Regions from separate parts of the Mus musculus genome. Here region 1 is linked to region 2. The links are chromatin loops, found by intact Hi-C in ENCODE. Cell type or tissue: heart. All regions are shown on one strand. Each heading gives the region's core, and the rest is flanking DNA. Links, peaks and the distances in the headings are about the cores only. Region 1 has its middle 19 kb from the start of Gm31559. Region 2 has its middle 55 kb from the start of Gm39449.

Region 1 (8,341 bases), core at 175-8,174, 58 kb before region 2:
TTGAACATAGCATCGCATCCTTCCTGGCTCCCGGGTTTATCCATTTTTATTAAAGTTATTGAACCTTGCAATTTAAAGCAGCTTTGAGTGTTAAATTCAATTCACTTATCCTAATGAATTCCTTCCTATATGACAAATATTGGGTGTAGCTGTCACTAAAATAAGCAATGGCTACCAGAGACTGTCACGTTGACTTCTTCTGAACTTTGATTTATTCATTAAATGCTTATTGTAGTCTTAATACATGCCAAGTCTGGTTTTGTTTATTTTGCTTTTTTAAAAAAAATTTAAAACCAATGAAGAGCGTGAACTATTTGGCATCTGTCAAGTTGCTTTGCTCCTTCAAGAGGCTATTATTGGACTCTGGTACGTGATAATTTTAAAGCACAAATGACCTATTTTTGTCTGCTTTTATTTCTCCTTGTTCAAGTGGCACCATTAATTGAGTTGGGATACAAGGTCAAAATGGGATTTTTAAAGGTTTAAGTAAATAAAGGTTAAACAGAGGAAGCCACAAACAAAACCTTTTCTCTAAATATCCCTGTGACATGAATCAATGTACCAGAGCACCGAATACACCAAGGCTTTGTAGAGTTTCTATCCAGCATAGCCTGCCAGAACACTGAGTTCCCACAAAGGGTAGGGGTGGACTCTGCAAAGAGCAGTGTGTTCTAGTTTCATTTCTGTTGTTGTGATAAGATAGCCTAACAGAAAGCAGCTTAGGGTAAGGACGGTTCATATGGGCTACAATTCCAGGTGATAGTCCACCACTGAGAGGAAGGCAGGGATTCAGAAAAAGCTGCTCACTTCACATCCATGGTCAAAAGCAGAGAGGAATACATACATGTAAGCTTTTGTCTAGTTTTCTCCTCTTTCTATAGTTTCTATAGTTCCCCTGAACTATATAATTGTAGTTCAGGACCCCTTACTAGGGGATGGTACCACCCACAGTGGGCTAGATTTTTCTACATCAATTAAAAACAAAGACAACCCATGGGCCAAACTTATAAAGATAATTCTTTAAAACTCTCTTTCAGGTGGTTCTAAATGGCATCAGTTAAAACTAACCAGTGCAGGTAGGAAGAAGGACATGAGCCCTCCTCTGCTTCTTAGCTTGTACTTGAGGAGAAAGGATGGCGTTCCCTCACCTTTCCAATACAGGACAACAGATCCTAGTTTGCCACATACACAGCTCATCAGCTGCCCGCCTCAGGAACCAATCAGAACACATCCTCTCGCCATAAGGCTTCTGCAAAGAATTAAGCTACATTTGCTAATTTGGTTGCCAAGAAAATCATATCTGAGTTTTACTAAGCTCTGACTGATAAGGGGTAGTTTCTGAAGTTTTGGATTTAGGTAGACAAATATAGTACTGATAGTACTAGTGTTGTTATGACTTTGTCAGAGATATTTTTATGTCACAAGGATACTTAGACTACTTTAAAAAAAATGTTGGATTTCTGGGGGAGAGATGGCTCAGCAGTTAAGAGCACTGGCTGTTCTTCCAGAGGTACCAGCTTCAATTCAAACACAGCATTGCAGCTTACAACTGTCTGTAACTCCATTCCAGAGGATCTGACCCTTTGCACCAATGCACATAAAATAAATGTTAAAAAGTTATAAGATTCTAAGCGGTGCCTCATGATCCTGTCACTTAAGCCCTGAACATATGCACATAGAAGCATGTGTATATATATGTCCATGTCTTGCCTTCCTTTCTCTTGACACCCCCAGCCTTTATGTGAGCTCTCCCCAAAGAGATGTGAGCAAATATCTACTCGATATTCATAGAACATCCACCTTAGAAGGGAGCAAATGAGTCTACCAAAATGAGGTCTGGTGAACCGCTGCCTGCCTCTCCCCCCTCCCCCCTCCCCCCTCCCCCTCCTCCCTCTCCCCTCTCCCTCTCTCCCTCTCTCCCCCTCCCTCTCCCTCTCCCTCTCTCTCTCTCTCTCTGTGTGTGTTTGTGTTTGTGTGTGTGTGTGTGTGTGTGTGTGTGTGTGTGTGTGTGTGTGTGTGCAGTTACCCATGGAGACCAGAAGAGGGTGATAGAAAGCCTAGAACTGGAGTTACAGGCAGCCGTGAGCAGTCTGACCCAGGACCTGATCCCAGGTCCTCTGGAAATGCACAAGTGTTCTTTTACCCCTGACTTACCTGACTAGCCACATTCAATGAGTTTAACTAAATTACTGACATGAGTATGTACAACTTATAGGGTAATGTATTCATGAAGAAACGTTTTTTTCCCAAAGCAACTGTTAACTGTCTGTAAATCTTTGGGTGAAGGGCACAGCCTTGTACAGCCCTCCTTCTCCACCTCCATTGTAAATCCTTAGTGGTCCCAATCTTGCATGAGTCTGATGTGGGTAACCACAGTGGCTGACATTTCAAGAAGGTAGCAACTGTGTTATGTCCAGAGGACAATCTCTCCACAGTAGCCAATATCACTATATTAGTGATATCACAATCTATTAGTGTCCCATCAAACCCCTCATGCCTTGAGTCCCGCCCAATATGGATATTTGAAACACAAAAGTCTTATCCATTTCTCACAGGAATAGACTTCAGTAAAGCTATCTTTTCCACCATCTCCTGCCTCCTAGGTTTTGGATGGCTTAATGAGCAATATGTAGCATATAGATTCTGGGGAGACAGTTACTCTCAGGTTGGTTGGAGAGTGATCACCTGGGAATTTGACTAAAAGAGTAAATGGGAATTTTATTTAAAGAGTAAAGGGTTGGAAGGCATTGAGTAGTGCTTGAGAATTTACCTGTCTGTGCTCATAAGTGATCACGGACTCTCCTGAATAGCCAGCCGGCCATACTCAGTCCTGAGGTTATAAGACTTGCTAGTGTATGTTCTCATGGCTTTCTGAATATTTATTTGATATTCCGTGTTTTCTCTGGTCACTCTAGACTAAGATGCTGATGAGATTTGTCAAGGTTGATTTGACTGGCCGTGACATTTGGAGGTGGTGTCATTTTGCTTGCCAAGCCGGCTCTATGCATGCGATGACATCATCAGCATAAAAGCCACCATGTCCCCACCAAGCTTGAAAGCACAAGGCTTCTCTTCTAGCTCAAACAATCAGTGCAAGTTTCATCGCAACCCTCTTGTCATCGCATGGCCTGATGGGTTTCCCTGGTGTGGGATTTCAACAAGAATAAAAACTGTCTAGGGTCTGGAGAGATCAAACAGTGGTTAAGAGCACTGGCTTCTCTTGCAGTGGACCTAGGTTCAATTCCAAGCATCCACTTGGCAGCTCAAAGCCACCTGGGTCTCTGTCTCCAGGGGTTCAAGACTCCTCTGGCCTCTCCAGGCACTGCCTGCATGTGGTGAATGTATACACCTGTAGGCAAGACACTCACACACATAACATAGAAATAAATAAATATTTAAGTAAAAAAAGAATACAAGGCTGTAGGGGTTTAATGCAGAGGCACGAGAGTCCCAGGGAATGGCTATGTTGGCAGCTGTCCCTTAGGGAAGCTGGAGACCACAATAGAGGCTCTCAACAGCACTGTGCATGCTATTTCCAGCCTAGCTCACGGTGGCCTGATTAGGCACACGGCCTTTACATTTCCTATCCATGGAAACATCTGTGCAACTGGAAGATGATTATCAAGCCAATAAGTCATTGTCACAGTTAGTGGTCCCAGGTGGCCTTTCCTAAGCCCTCCCCTAGGGCTTTACTTTCCCAAAGCACTTTGGGAAACATCTGGCCGATCCAACACACCCTCTTGGTCGAATTCACAGCCAGGCCTCCCTGCCTGCAGTCCTTTTGAAAGAAACACGGCGGCACTGAAAGAAACATAGCCACTCCTCTGGTTACTCCCCGGACATCTTGTTTCTTTTGGTGGCTCCTCCAATTCTTCCTCAACTCACCTTGTCTCAGATGAAAACAACTCACCTGGACCACAAAACAGGACGCAGATCCACAAGTGGCAACAAGAGAAAGCTAGAGATGTAACAGATGAGAATTGAAAGGTATTATTATCCTAGTTTAATTTCCTGTTGCTGTGCCAAAACACTGAGCACAGCAACTTGGGGAGGGATGGATTTGTTTGGCTGACATGTCCAAATCACTGACCATCACTAAAAAACTGTCAGGGCAGGAAGTGAGGCAGGAGCAGAGGCAGGAAACATGGAGGAATGCTGTTGGTTGGCTTGTTCTCACGGCTTGTTCGCCTTGCTTTCTTAGAAAGCCACCAGCCCAGTAGTGACACCACCCATAGTGGTCCTCACACATCCATCATTAATGCTCACCGCATGGCCTCAGGCTAGTCTGATGGAGGCATCACACTGCCTCAGGCCAGTCTGATGGAGGTAGTTCCTCAACTGAAATTCCTTCCTCCCAGACACTTCTAGCTGTGTGACATGCTAACAAAACCCCACACATGCACAGCCACCCACCATACTCCTTCAGTCCAGGTGCAGTCGAGAGACAGATTTCCGTTGTCACAGCCTCAGTGGCACCATGCCCTGCCCTACTCCACATGGGCCCAGATGCCTCTATATGCTGAGCTCTGGTCCTACCAATATCCCGATGGTATTGCTCAGGGTCTCCTGAGATCAGTGGTTTGAGTTCCTTCCTTCTCAGGACATCCGGTTCCCCGCCTGCTCTGGCCACTCTCTTCATTGCACCCATGGTCTAAGTCCGGTTAACCCAGATGACAGCTAACCCTGGAGTCTGATACCCGTGTGCTCATGCTGCTCCCTTCATGTGAACCGCTCCTCATCTCCCCATGTCCCTACGAATGAAAAGTCTGACCCGGTGTGGTGGTCAACCTATCATCTCAACACTCAGGAGGATTGTGAGTTTGAGGCCAGGCAGGGCTACAAAGCAGGGCCGACCTTTCTTATTTTTGCATGTTGTATGTATATATGTGCATGTGTGTGCATGTATGTGTGTGTAAACCTGAAGTTGACATCAGTTGTTTTTCTCAGTTGCACTCTACTTTATTTTCTGGGGCAGGGACCTGGAGCTTATAGATTGAGCAAGTCTAGCTAAGGACCTTGCCCTAGGGGTCCTTGCCTCTGCCTCGTGTATCTCACATTGCGTAGGCTGGCCTTGAACTCATTTTGCTGCTCAGACAGGCCTTGAATCCTCCTACCCTAACTACCAGAGTATTAGGAATTACAAGCCTGAGACACCAAGCCCAGCTTCTCTCTATTTGTAGATGTCACCTAGCTCTGAGTGGAATAAACTTGAAACGTTTGGTAGGATTTTGGATTGTTGAGACAGCAAATACCAAGCATTAGCTGCTACGCCTGTGACCCGGGTGGGCCGGCATTTGATAATGAGTGACAGGCATGCTTTACTTCAGAGTATCTTTAATGCCACCTTTATCATATATCCCCCTCATTACATGTAATGCCATACTTTATTGTCGTTTCCCATAAAAGTATTTAATGCTGTGTTTCATTATCTATGTCCATAAGCAGACCCCCAGGGGATCTAATTCTTCAAGCCCAATGCTCAATCTTGTTAATGATTGTTACAATGCAACTATTGTCACTTTTGAGACAAAGTCTCACTGTGTGTCTGAGGTTGCTCACGGTGCGTCTGAGTTCGGCCTGTAGCTCACTGTGTGGCCCAGACTGGCCTTTGGCTCGCTGCCTCTGCCTGCCTCAGCCTCCCCAGTTCTGGGGTTGGTTATGGGTACACCCCATCACACTGTCCTTCCAGTCTACATGTTTAATAAAGGCAAACAATAGACACTTACATGTGCTGTCTCTATGCCAGAAAAATAGACTCACCCATGAATTCTCCAGGCTCAAATCCTTTGCCAGAATCTGGCTTAAGAACAAGAAGCGAACACGACTTTTATATGGGGGTCTTCTCTTCATGTCTCTGACTGAGGTTTGGCTGTTTTATGTCCCTCCCCTTTTCCCTAAGTTTTCAGAAGTACATATAAGTTGGACACCCTTTTCAAACAAATTTCTAGAAATTTCCAGAGCCACATGAGTTTCAATTTAATTTGGACCCCCACTTCCTGCCTCATAGCTCTTACTCCCTACCTATACTTCCCAGCAGGAAAAAGCCCTGCTTTACCTTGCCATGGAAGGGCTATGCTTTATCAAGCCACACCAAAGAGACCTGCTCTGTCTCCACGTCTCCGAGGAAAGTTTTGTTCACTTCTCCTTAAATACTCTGTGAACGGAGTCAACTCTGAAGGCAACCTTAGTGCAGTGGGTGTGAGTTTGGCTCCGTCCCTTGTGTTTCAGCTTAAAATGAAGCTCTGTACGTTTGCTCTGTCCTGAGCACCTCAGACTCTTGGCTTCCACATTCCATCTCTTGCTGCTCTGTAAGGACCGGAGGGCTCACGATCAGAAACAGTCCACCTTGTTGTTGAGACAGGGACTGACTAGCATGAACTTGATGAGGAGGTTAGATAGGCTGGCCAGTGAGACCCAGACATTCTCCTGTCTTTATGTCTCCAGGGCTGGGATTATAGGGTTCCATCATGGGGGGGGGGGTTTCATCATGTGGGTCTTCCTTTTTATGTGGGTTTGTAGGTTCAAACAGGAGTCCTCATTGTAAGTCCAGTTCTTTACTTACTGGGATATCTCAGTCCCTCTATCACAGACTTCTTTTAAGACCTGGGGCAGGTCACTTAAGGCCCAGATTCTTCATGTAATCAGTTGTACTTAGAAAAAAGGCAATTCATAATGCCTGCTCTCATATACCACATAGTGCTATGTTGGTATAAAGATGCAAAGAAATAACAATAAAAACCTGACTATGACTACACAAATATGCTGTATGGTCAAAGAGACGGCTCAGCTGTTAAGAGCATATGCTGCCTTTGTAGAGGACCCAGGTTCAGTTCCCAGCGCCTACTTGGCTGCTCACCGCCATCTGCAATTCTGGCCACAGGGTATCTCTTCTGACCACCATGGCAGCAGGCACACACATGGCTCATATACATATATGAAGACAAAATACTCACACACATAACATAGCGGTTTAACACAGCTTTTTAGTGAATTGGGTTAGAATAACTCAGCGTTGAGATCAGCCTAGAAACTCCTCTGCTATACAGAGGAGATGAAATTCTCTGAGCACAAACATAGCAAAAGACCTCTGCCTTGCTCTACAGGAGGGTCTCAACCTTCCTAATACTGTGACCCTTTAATACAGTTCCACATGTTGTGGTGACCCCAACCACAAAATTACTTTCACGGCTACTTTATAACTGTAATTTGGCTACTGTTGTGAATCTTAACACAAATATCTGTGTTTTCTGATGATCTTAGGTGACCCTGTGAAAAGGTCTTTCAGCCCCCAAGGGGTCACAACTCACAGGTTGAGAAATGCAATACTAAATAAAAGCAGACATTCTTTACCTCAGCCCTTCTGGGGCATCTTCTGGGGAATATTGTCAAGACCCAAACTCCAGTCCAAGTAACTCTCAGGACAATTGGGAGGGGAGGAACCCTGAATTTCTATGAACCTCGTTGACATTTAGAAGCTGTTAAGGGACACAGGAGACACATTCACGAAAAGGAATTCCATGCTAGTGCCAGCAGTGGGGGTGGCTTTCTCTCTTCCTGATTTCAGTGACCGTGCAGCTTACTCTAGGCAGAGGAAAGGCTGGAAATCCCCACCCAGGCTTACTAGAGTCCATATTCCTTTTCTACTTGCTCAGTGTACCTCCGAGACATGTTCCTAACCTCTCTCCACCTCTTATTTAAAGTGCTTGATAAGTGACAAAAACTGTCTTAAATGATGTCACATGTGTCCCTTCTAAACTCTTATCTGTGTTTCTAGGCACAAGTTGTCCACTCAGCATCTCTCTCCTGTGTCCTCCAGTGGTAAAGTCTTCACAAACAGAGACTATATTCAGAGAGTGAGTTTCTTCTGAAGGGAACCTGGCATTGCTTATCTCAAAGATAACTGTTTGCTTTGCCTTTTGATCAATATGACAGTAATCCCTGGGGGTGGGGGTGGGGTGGACATATTCAACATAATGACAGAATAAAAGTGGGAAAGAGTTAGCATGTGGCCATGAATCTTGGAGAGAGGTTGGTGAGACTGCTCACTTCAGGTATACACGGTCAGTGTCCTGTTAGGGTCTTGTCATCTTGACCCAAGCCAGGGTCATCCAGAAAGAACCTAGAGTGAAAAGGTACCCCTGTAGACCGATCTTCAGGCTAGTCTGTTGGCATTTTTTTGATTAAGGTTGATGTGGGCGTGTCCACCAGGCTGAGGGTGGTGCACCCAGATCCTGTGGTCTTGAGTTGTATTTGAGAGCAGGCTGAGCAAGTCACAAGGAGCCAGCCAGTAAACACCGTTCCTCTGTGGTTTCTGCTTCAGTGCCTGCCACTAGGTTCCTAC
Region 2 (8,341 bases), core at 133-8,132:
GGAGACCCTCACAGCAATCCACCTGCCTCAGCCTCCTGAGTGCCGGGATTAAAGACATGCACTATTACATCTCAAAAGATTTATCCTATTATAGAAAATGAAACCAGAGACTGTTTCCTTGTGATCTGGACTTTGGGTTGTTTCTCGGGTTGAAGTTACAGATATCACTTGAGCATTGTTTTTTTTTCATTGAACTCGTATTTTCTCTTGTGAAGGCACGCACAGAGGTCCATCCATCTTATGAATGGATACAACATACGTCTCATGGCATCTTTGCTAGCTTCTTTGTTCTGTTCATTGAGAGCTCTAAACTGGTTTCATCACGCAGTTGGCTCCCTCATCAATAAGCTGAAACAAAACTGTGGCATATGCTCAGCAACTATAATGAGCTGGTTGTTAAAAAAAAAAAAAACAATTTGAAAATTTAACTTTGGAAAGTCTACACCAGTGTTCTAGTTTGCTTCTCTGTTGCTGTGATAAACACCATACTCAGAAGCAACTTGAGGGAGAAAATAACTTATTCGACTTATACTTCCGCATTGTTGTTATACTTTCAAACCATGATTCGGGGAGGTTGGAGCAGGAACTCGAGGGAGGACGTTGGAGTCACGGACCTTGGAATACTATTGCTTCTTGCCTTGTTTTCTAGGGTTGCTCAGCTAACATTTGTACACAATGCAGGACGACCTGTCCAGAGAATGGTGTCACGGACAGCAAGCCAAGCTCTCCCCTAACAAGCAAGATAGTAGTCACCCATGGGTGTGGCCACAGGCCAGTCTGACTCAGCCAATCACTCAGTTGAGACTCCCTCTTCCCAAGAGACTCTTGACTGTGTCAAGGTGAAAATAAAAACTAGCCTGGACAGAAAGTATGTATCCCTTTGGGTGTCTCCTCAAACAACTGTGAAAACTGGGGACCTGGTTAGGATTAGTATAGAAAACATGCATACCCTCGACCGAGAGACACCAATACATGTTTAATGTCATCTTGACAAGAGGCTGAGGACCTTTATCCTAGAACACATACAACAAGCTTTTGCCCATATTTTTTTTTTTTTATTACCTCAGGCATGCCATTCTGAATGATAGACTCTTACCACTTTCTCATAGTCTTCTATGGAGCAATATATTCACTATATTCAGTCATTTTAGGTTTAATGATTTTTCTCCAACCTGCTCCTTTTAGATTCTTCTGGCCATTTATTTTTGCCCGTTCTCTCTCTCTCTCTCTCTCTCTCTCTCTCTCTCTCTCTCTCTCTCTCTCTCAACTTTTACTAGCCACTCTCTAAAACAGGAATCCGCTGCAGGATCTTTGATGCTTTGTCCACTACCTATAACATTAAAATTATGCCTGCCTATCTTTACCCTCTACTCTCCATTCTCATGATCTGACTTGTTACCAGATCACATTTTATATGTGTCTCAACAGGCCACAGCCTTCCATTCCTGTGTCCCTGAGAAGGAATTGTGCCTGAGAAGAAGATGGACTTGGGCAGCAGATGAGGTTGGGTCAGAGCACCAACTCTTCTGGGAAGGGACACTTTGTGAGGAAGTCCTCAGCCTTTTGAGACCCTGGTAATCTATCATTTCCTGATGATCCTTGTTACAGTGGAGATTAAGGCAGTGCCATAGATGGATTTCTGTTTGTTAAGGCTGTTATTTATCCAATTAACTCAACTCAGTAATGAAACAGGCACTCACTCTGCTTTGGTATACAAAGCCCTACAATTACCAAGTTAATGCCAGATAATTACCTATTAATCAAAGTCCCCTTGACTAACTTCAAGATGCATATAATCCATTTTAAAAACATCTCAGTGTAGAGTGATACTTTGTGGATGTCGCTTGGATAAGCTATCATACCGATGCAGGAATCATTCTGTACAAGAATCCTTACTCCAACCTTGCTCAGTCAGCAGGTCAGTGGGAACCCAGAAGCCAGAAGGGCATCATCACTAGTTGCTTAAGCTAGCCTGATGTCTACCAACACAAAATACTTTTCATTCAGGCCTGGCCTGGTGGCACAGCTTTGTGACCCCAGCTATCCAGGAGTCTGAGGCAAAAGGATGCTAAGTTCAAGGCCTGCCTGGAGTACAGGAAGAGAGTTCGAAGTTAGCCCAGAGACCCCTTGATTCAAAATAAAAAGAAGGCTAGTGGTGGAACTCTTGCTTGACATATGTGAGGGCCTGGATTCTATCTTCAATAATGTAAATCAAGAATAAAAATATCCATGGTGTGTTGCAGTGATTATTTCTGTCTTGGTATCATGATGCATGATCCTGGTTTTCTGGTGAGTTTCCCCCAATGGTCTCTGTCAATTGATATGAAGAGATAATATGGCTTAGGTAACTGTTTTGAAAGTATTCAGCTGGGGCCTTATAGTTTCAGAGGCTTAGTCCATTATCATCATGGCAAGAAACATGGCTGCATGCCTGGCACTGGTACATTAGCAAGTACTTCCATTCCCTGGTGACCAAACATTTAAATATATGAGGCCATCGTCATTCAGACCACCGCAGTCTCTTTTCAGGTATGCGGCCTGGCTGGTCCGAGTTCGAGCTTGTATTTCAGGGTTCTCTACTGAGCGGGAACTTAGGACCCTGCCACTTCCCTGATGAGATCTAGAGCCAGGCATCCCAACCTGCAGATGCCTCAGGAGAAGCTCCACATGTCATTCAGCACACAGCTCGGAGTGAGTTTTGCCTTGACACAGTTTCCTGGAAACAGGCACATTTCTAAATCTTTGATTAAATCGATCATGGCCTCTGGGATGGCTCGTGTGTCTGTAAAGATTATTAATAATTTCCAGTCGAGTGGCTTCCCATTGTTTTTTAGGATGAGATAAATAATTCAACAAAGCTGTGACATTTGCCCTGTTCCTCTGTGGGTTGGGAGTCGAGTGTGGGTTCACTGGAGAAGTGATGATTCATCCCCAAACTCCCTTGCTTCTGTCTCAGGGAAGGACTGTCACACGCATCCTCTCAATGTCTCCCTGCCCCAGGAGCTATCCCTCCATGACCAGTCAATCTCCTTTATCCTTGCACTTGCTTCAACCTTGGCTTTGACACAGAAAATCCCCCAAGATCTGGCTGGCACTGTGATGAGCTTTCCGCTTAACAATCAGCCCGAGACTGCCGGCTCACTCCCCTACTGTCAGCGGCTGAAGAACTGCCATCATTTTGCCCAGGTTTGAAGCATGACTGAGCTGCAATTGAGCCCTGCCTCTGCTCACAAATCTCTGGCAGCGTTTGGCAGGCGGAGCTGCTTTGAGGAATCAGAAGCAGGCTTTGTCCCACTTCTAGAACAATACAGACTTCCTCAGTGGCTGAAGCCACACCTGTGTGCTCAATTAGTGAAAGCAGAGCTTCTTGCCAGCTTCCTGAGTCCAAAAACTGCACTGTTATTCCATATGCTTTCTCCATTATCTTTTAAAGTAAGTAGAGGGAGACATGATTAGCCTTATAACAAGATTAAGAAATCAGCGCAAAGAGAGATTTGCACAGTTTAAGTTCGCTTAGGTCGATTGAAGGAAATCGTTGGCATACAAAGATCCTGCCCCTTGTCACCTGGCCCTTTTCCTTTCCTACACTCCTCAATTTCTGTCCATTATCAAAATGAATTTTATAATCTTGTGATTAGAGCACATATCTAATATGGTAGACATATGCAAAGGTTTAGAAATATTTTAAATCCTGCAGACTAAGAGGGAAAATAAACCATTCCGCCCACGTGGAAGGTGACAGTTATAATAGTTAAGCTCCACAAGTCGCATCAAGGCTTCCTGGTTTCCTGTATAAAAAGGAAGCAAGGAGTCTGGAGAGCTGGTTCAGAGGTTAAGAGCACGGGCTGCTCTTGCAGAGGACCTGAGTTTGGTTCCCAACACTCATGTTAAGTGATTCACAACTGCCTGTAATGCCAGCTCCAGAGAATCTAACTGCTGGCCTCCAGGACCATTCCATTCATGTGTACATGGGAACACACACCACACACATCACACACACACACACACACACACACACACACACACACACACACACACACACGAAATTTTAGAGTCATCCACCTGAATCAAAGGTTTCAATTTGCCCAAACTTCATTACTTTTCAGAAAATGAAAGTATGAATTTCTAGTCTAAATTCTAAACAAGTATTCTGCTGTGGTAATAATATTTTTAAAAAGTAGGAATGTGAACTTTTTCTTCTTTTTTTTTTCTTCAGAAAATAAAGGCATACACATAGTTTTTAATGCAGTAAAGAGTTGTCATGATTGGTATTAATTGTCAGCTTGACACAATCTAACATCATCTGGGAAGAGACTCTTAAAGGGGGATGAATTATCTAGATGAGGTTAGCCTGTGGCCAAGTGTGTGATGGTTTATTTTGATTACATTAATTGATATAGGAAGAGGAAATCCACTGTGGGTGGCACTATTCCCTGTGCTAGGGATCGTGGATCTGTAAAAGTGGGGGAACTAAGCTCAACACTTGAAGCATGCATAGGTTCCTCTCTGCTCTTGATTGAATTTAGCTGCCTCAAATTCCTGTCTTGATTTCCCACAGCAATGAAATACAGCCTGGAATTGAAAGCCAAATAAGCCTGTTCTTGAGTTGCCTTTGTCAGGGTATTTAATTATGGCAACAGAAAGGGAGGATAGCAGCCAGTCTCGTTTGATGCTGGAGTAATAACCCAGCACTTCAGCTGAGTCATGTGACCACCCTTTGCGACCACCCTTTGTTAAAGGGATTTCCAGAGAACAAAGGGGAACAAAGTACTGGAAGTGGAATGCTGAGGTTACACTGGCCATCCTGTGTCACCCTCATCAGAATGTGTCCCCAAGGTGCTGCAGCACAAGGAGCAAGAGCCTTGTATATCAACCCAGACCTGCCGGCCAACAGTAAGACGCAATACCACCACAGCCATGCACAGCCATGTCTGGTCCAGTAGGACACTTAAAATCACTCAGTTTGAGAGTGATTTATTGTGTTATTTTTTAAAATATTTATTTTTATGAGTGTGCGTGTGTGCCCGTATATATGTATCTATGTGTGTGCATGTATGTTCATATACATGTTGTTCATATGCATGTATGCATATGTATATGTGTATTTGTATGCATGCAAGCATGTATGCATGTATGTAAGTGTGCACATGTGTGCATGCATACATGTGTGCATGCATACATGTATGCATGTATGTTTGTATGCATGTGTGTGAATGTGAACATGTCTGTATGCATGTCTGTATGCATGTGTGCGTGTGTGCATGTGTGCATATATGCATGTGTGCATATGCATGTATGCATGTGTGCATGTGTGTATATCTGTGCATGTGTGTGCATATGTGCATGTATGTATGTATGATTGTGTGTGCATATATGCATGTGTGTGTGTGTGTGTGTGTGTGTATCTTTACCATACATGTGCAGATGCTCACAGAGTCCAGAGGCCATCAGTTGCTCTGGAGCTGGAGCTAAATGTGGTTGTGAGCCACGAAAGCGACCATCTTTAACTGCTGAGCCATTTCTCCAGCTCTGTGCTCCATTAAAAAAAAATCAATTAATCCGTAATTTGGGGGGAAAGTCTTTCACCTTTTTTAAGTATACTATATTATGAATTCTGAAAAAAATATAAGCATGTAGCCAACACCACAAGCACAACACAGAATGCTTCCTTGATTGCTCATTCCAACAGCTCCTCTGTCTCTGTCTCTGTCTCTGTCTCTGTCTCTCTCTCTCTCTCTCTCACACACACACACACACACACACACACACACACACACACACACACCCCTTCCCAGGCCCTGGCAGCCTCAGGGTTCATCTCTGACATCGCCATTTTGCCCTGTGTAAGGAGGCAGACAAGATGCACACTTTTGCACCCGCCTTTCCTTAAATGACCTGAACCCAACTCATATTGCTGTTTGCTGATAATTTGTTATTACTATCAAATTTATCCCACCATGTGGTTCGCTCCACCCCAATTTCCTTACAGCCCCTCCCCCTCACCTTGTGGATGTAGGGTCGCTTCTGATTTGGGCCAGGAGCAGAAACTTGTTGAGATGGTCTTCTTCTTTCTCACAAGGTATATGTGTGCGGTGAACTTTTGGTCAACTTGACAGAAGCCAGGGTCATCTGAGAAGGGGAAACTTCAGTTGCAAAAGTTCCCTCCATTGGATCTGACTTTAGGCAAGTCTGTGGGGGGCATTTTCTTGATAATGACTGATGTGCGAGGATCCAGCCTATTGTAGGCAGGCAGTGTCACCCCTCAGCAGGCAGCTGGTGATATTGTATCCATAGTCAGCAAGGGGAGAGAGGGAGAGAGAGAGAAACAGATACAGACAGAGAAAGAGACACAGAGAGACAGAGAGACACACAGAGAGAAAGAGACAGAAACAGAGAGGAACAGAGATAAAGAGACAGAGAGACAGAGACAGAGAGATGGAGAGAGACAGAGTGAGGAAGGGAAGGGGGAAGAGGAGAGAGATGGAGGGCAGAGGAAGGGGAAAGCTGGTGCTAACAGGCATTCACCTTTTTACACAGACCCCAGACATGGGATGGTGCCATTTAGATCCTTCTAGAATGAGTCTTTTCACCTCAATTAATTCAATTTAGAAATGGACTCACAGACATGCCCAGAGATTTGTCTCCCATGGGATTCAAGGTCCTGTCAGGGTGACAGTCAGTATTAAACTCCAGAGTAGGGAATTCCAGCATGGTTTGTGTGTTGGAATCTTCTCCAGGATTACTGTGTAGCCTTTCTGCATTCTAGGTACAGAGCAGGGTCTCTCTCGAGTGGGAACTTATTATGGCCATTTTTGGATACAGGTAGGCCATAGAATTTCTTTATGGATGACTACTAGTAAGAATGGAAAGCAAAGGTGAAATTGATATCTTTTTAGAATGCCCAGTGCTACTTTCTATTGTCTCCCACAGTGCAATAAAATGTATCTGCTCTTTGATACATAGTGACTGCCTGGGCTAACAGGCAATTGCTCTTTACCTTTCCCCCCTCTCATTTCATCTTCATAGCTGTCACCAGGGTTTCCTGCCTTATCCACTGACTGCAAGTGCTTTAAACATCAGCCTGAGCTACTTCATTAGTTATGTTTTCTCCCAGCCAGAATCAGATCCTCAGGGCTGGAGAGATGGCTCAGCAGTTAAGAACACCTGACGGTCTTGCAGAAGACCCAGGTTTGGTTCCCAGCACCTGCAGATAGATGGCAGCTCATAACCATCTGTGACTCGAGTTCCTGGGATCTGGCGCCCTCTTCTGGCCTTCTGGGCACCAGGCCCTCGGCACACTGTAGTATGCATAAATGCATACAGGTGAAGCATCCATGTGCAAAAGGGGGGTTGATTTAACAAACAAACAAACAACAACAACAACCAAAAAAACCAGACTTCTAGTACCAGGTACAAGTGAACTACTCTGTATTCCAGAAATGAGTTTCTTCAGTAAGGAGATTTCAGAAATGTGTTCTTCTCATTTAAAACTGTTTCAAAGGTAAAGCAGGTCGGTGGCCTTCCAGGAGCTTCCCTGAGAGATGAAATGTCTTAAATGAAATCTGCGTTTTCTAACTGCCTCACACCATTTAGCATAATCCATCTTAATTACTGTCAATCCTAAAGGAGAGAAAACTAAGGGAATACAAAATTGGATTTTATGTATTGCTGATTGGTGGCTGGTTTAATGGCTGCCCACATCAAGTTCAAAGGCATTGGATAAGCAGTTGCAAAGCCCTGGCTTCTGGAGGCTGGCTCAGACCTAGGACCAATTTACTTTTTAATGATTTTTGTGGGGGGTCGCGATGGGGGTCCATAGACACAGATCAAACCTTCCTCCAATATCCTATGATTTTTATCTCAGTCATATTTATCAGCATCATTTGTAGGGATGTCTGCTCCAAGGAAGCAAATGCTGCCACTCAGTTAACAAAGGACCGAAACTAAGTTTCAACTTTATGCTCCTCTTGTGAGCCATGGAGGAACTCACCTCCCCAGAGAGGAAAGGGAGAAAAGAGGAGTGTGTGCCGCTGAGAAGTCAGATTGTCCCAAAGTGGGAACAACGATGTTCACTGGAGCCACACTGGCTACCGGGAGAGGAGGGTTCCCTGTGCTTGGCCATGGTCTGCCTGCCCGGGATGCTGATGCAGCAGTTCTCGTGCATGGAATGTTGAGCGGACCCTAGTGGGACTTCCTTGTTAGCATTCTAAAAGGAACTCTCTTCTCTCCAGGTACTATTACAGTTCTCTCTCTCTCTCTCTCTCTCTCTCTCTCTCTCTCTCTCTCTCTCTCTACACACACACACACACACACACACACACACACACACACTTTATGGGAG

What was found. A loop is a pair of places that touch in the nucleus more often than their neighbours do. Peaks named below come from ENCODE experiments on the same cell type or tissue, not always from the same donor. Only the 100,000 strongest peaks of a DNase experiment are listed, where the experiment ranks them.
Region 1: it touches region 2 in a loop (10-fold over the local background); 4 of 42 quality-filtered maps call a loop at or near these places.

The regions. Positions count from the first base shown.
Region 1 is chr9:116,407,691-116,416,031 of GRCm38, forward strand. No RefSeq gene overlaps it. Among named protein-coding and RNA genes, the nearest start is that of Gm31559, 19 kb to the left of the region's middle. In heart, for the core only: no CTCF peak of the experiment used is centred there; DNase peaks (open chromatin) are centred at 631 and 3,641.
Region 2 is chr9:116,465,801-116,474,141 of GRCm38, forward strand. No RefSeq gene overlaps it. Among named protein-coding and RNA genes, the nearest start is that of Gm39449, 55 kb to the right of the region's middle. In heart, for the core only: a CTCF peak has its summit at 7,262 (motif pointing left); a DNase peak (open chromatin) is centred at 3,291.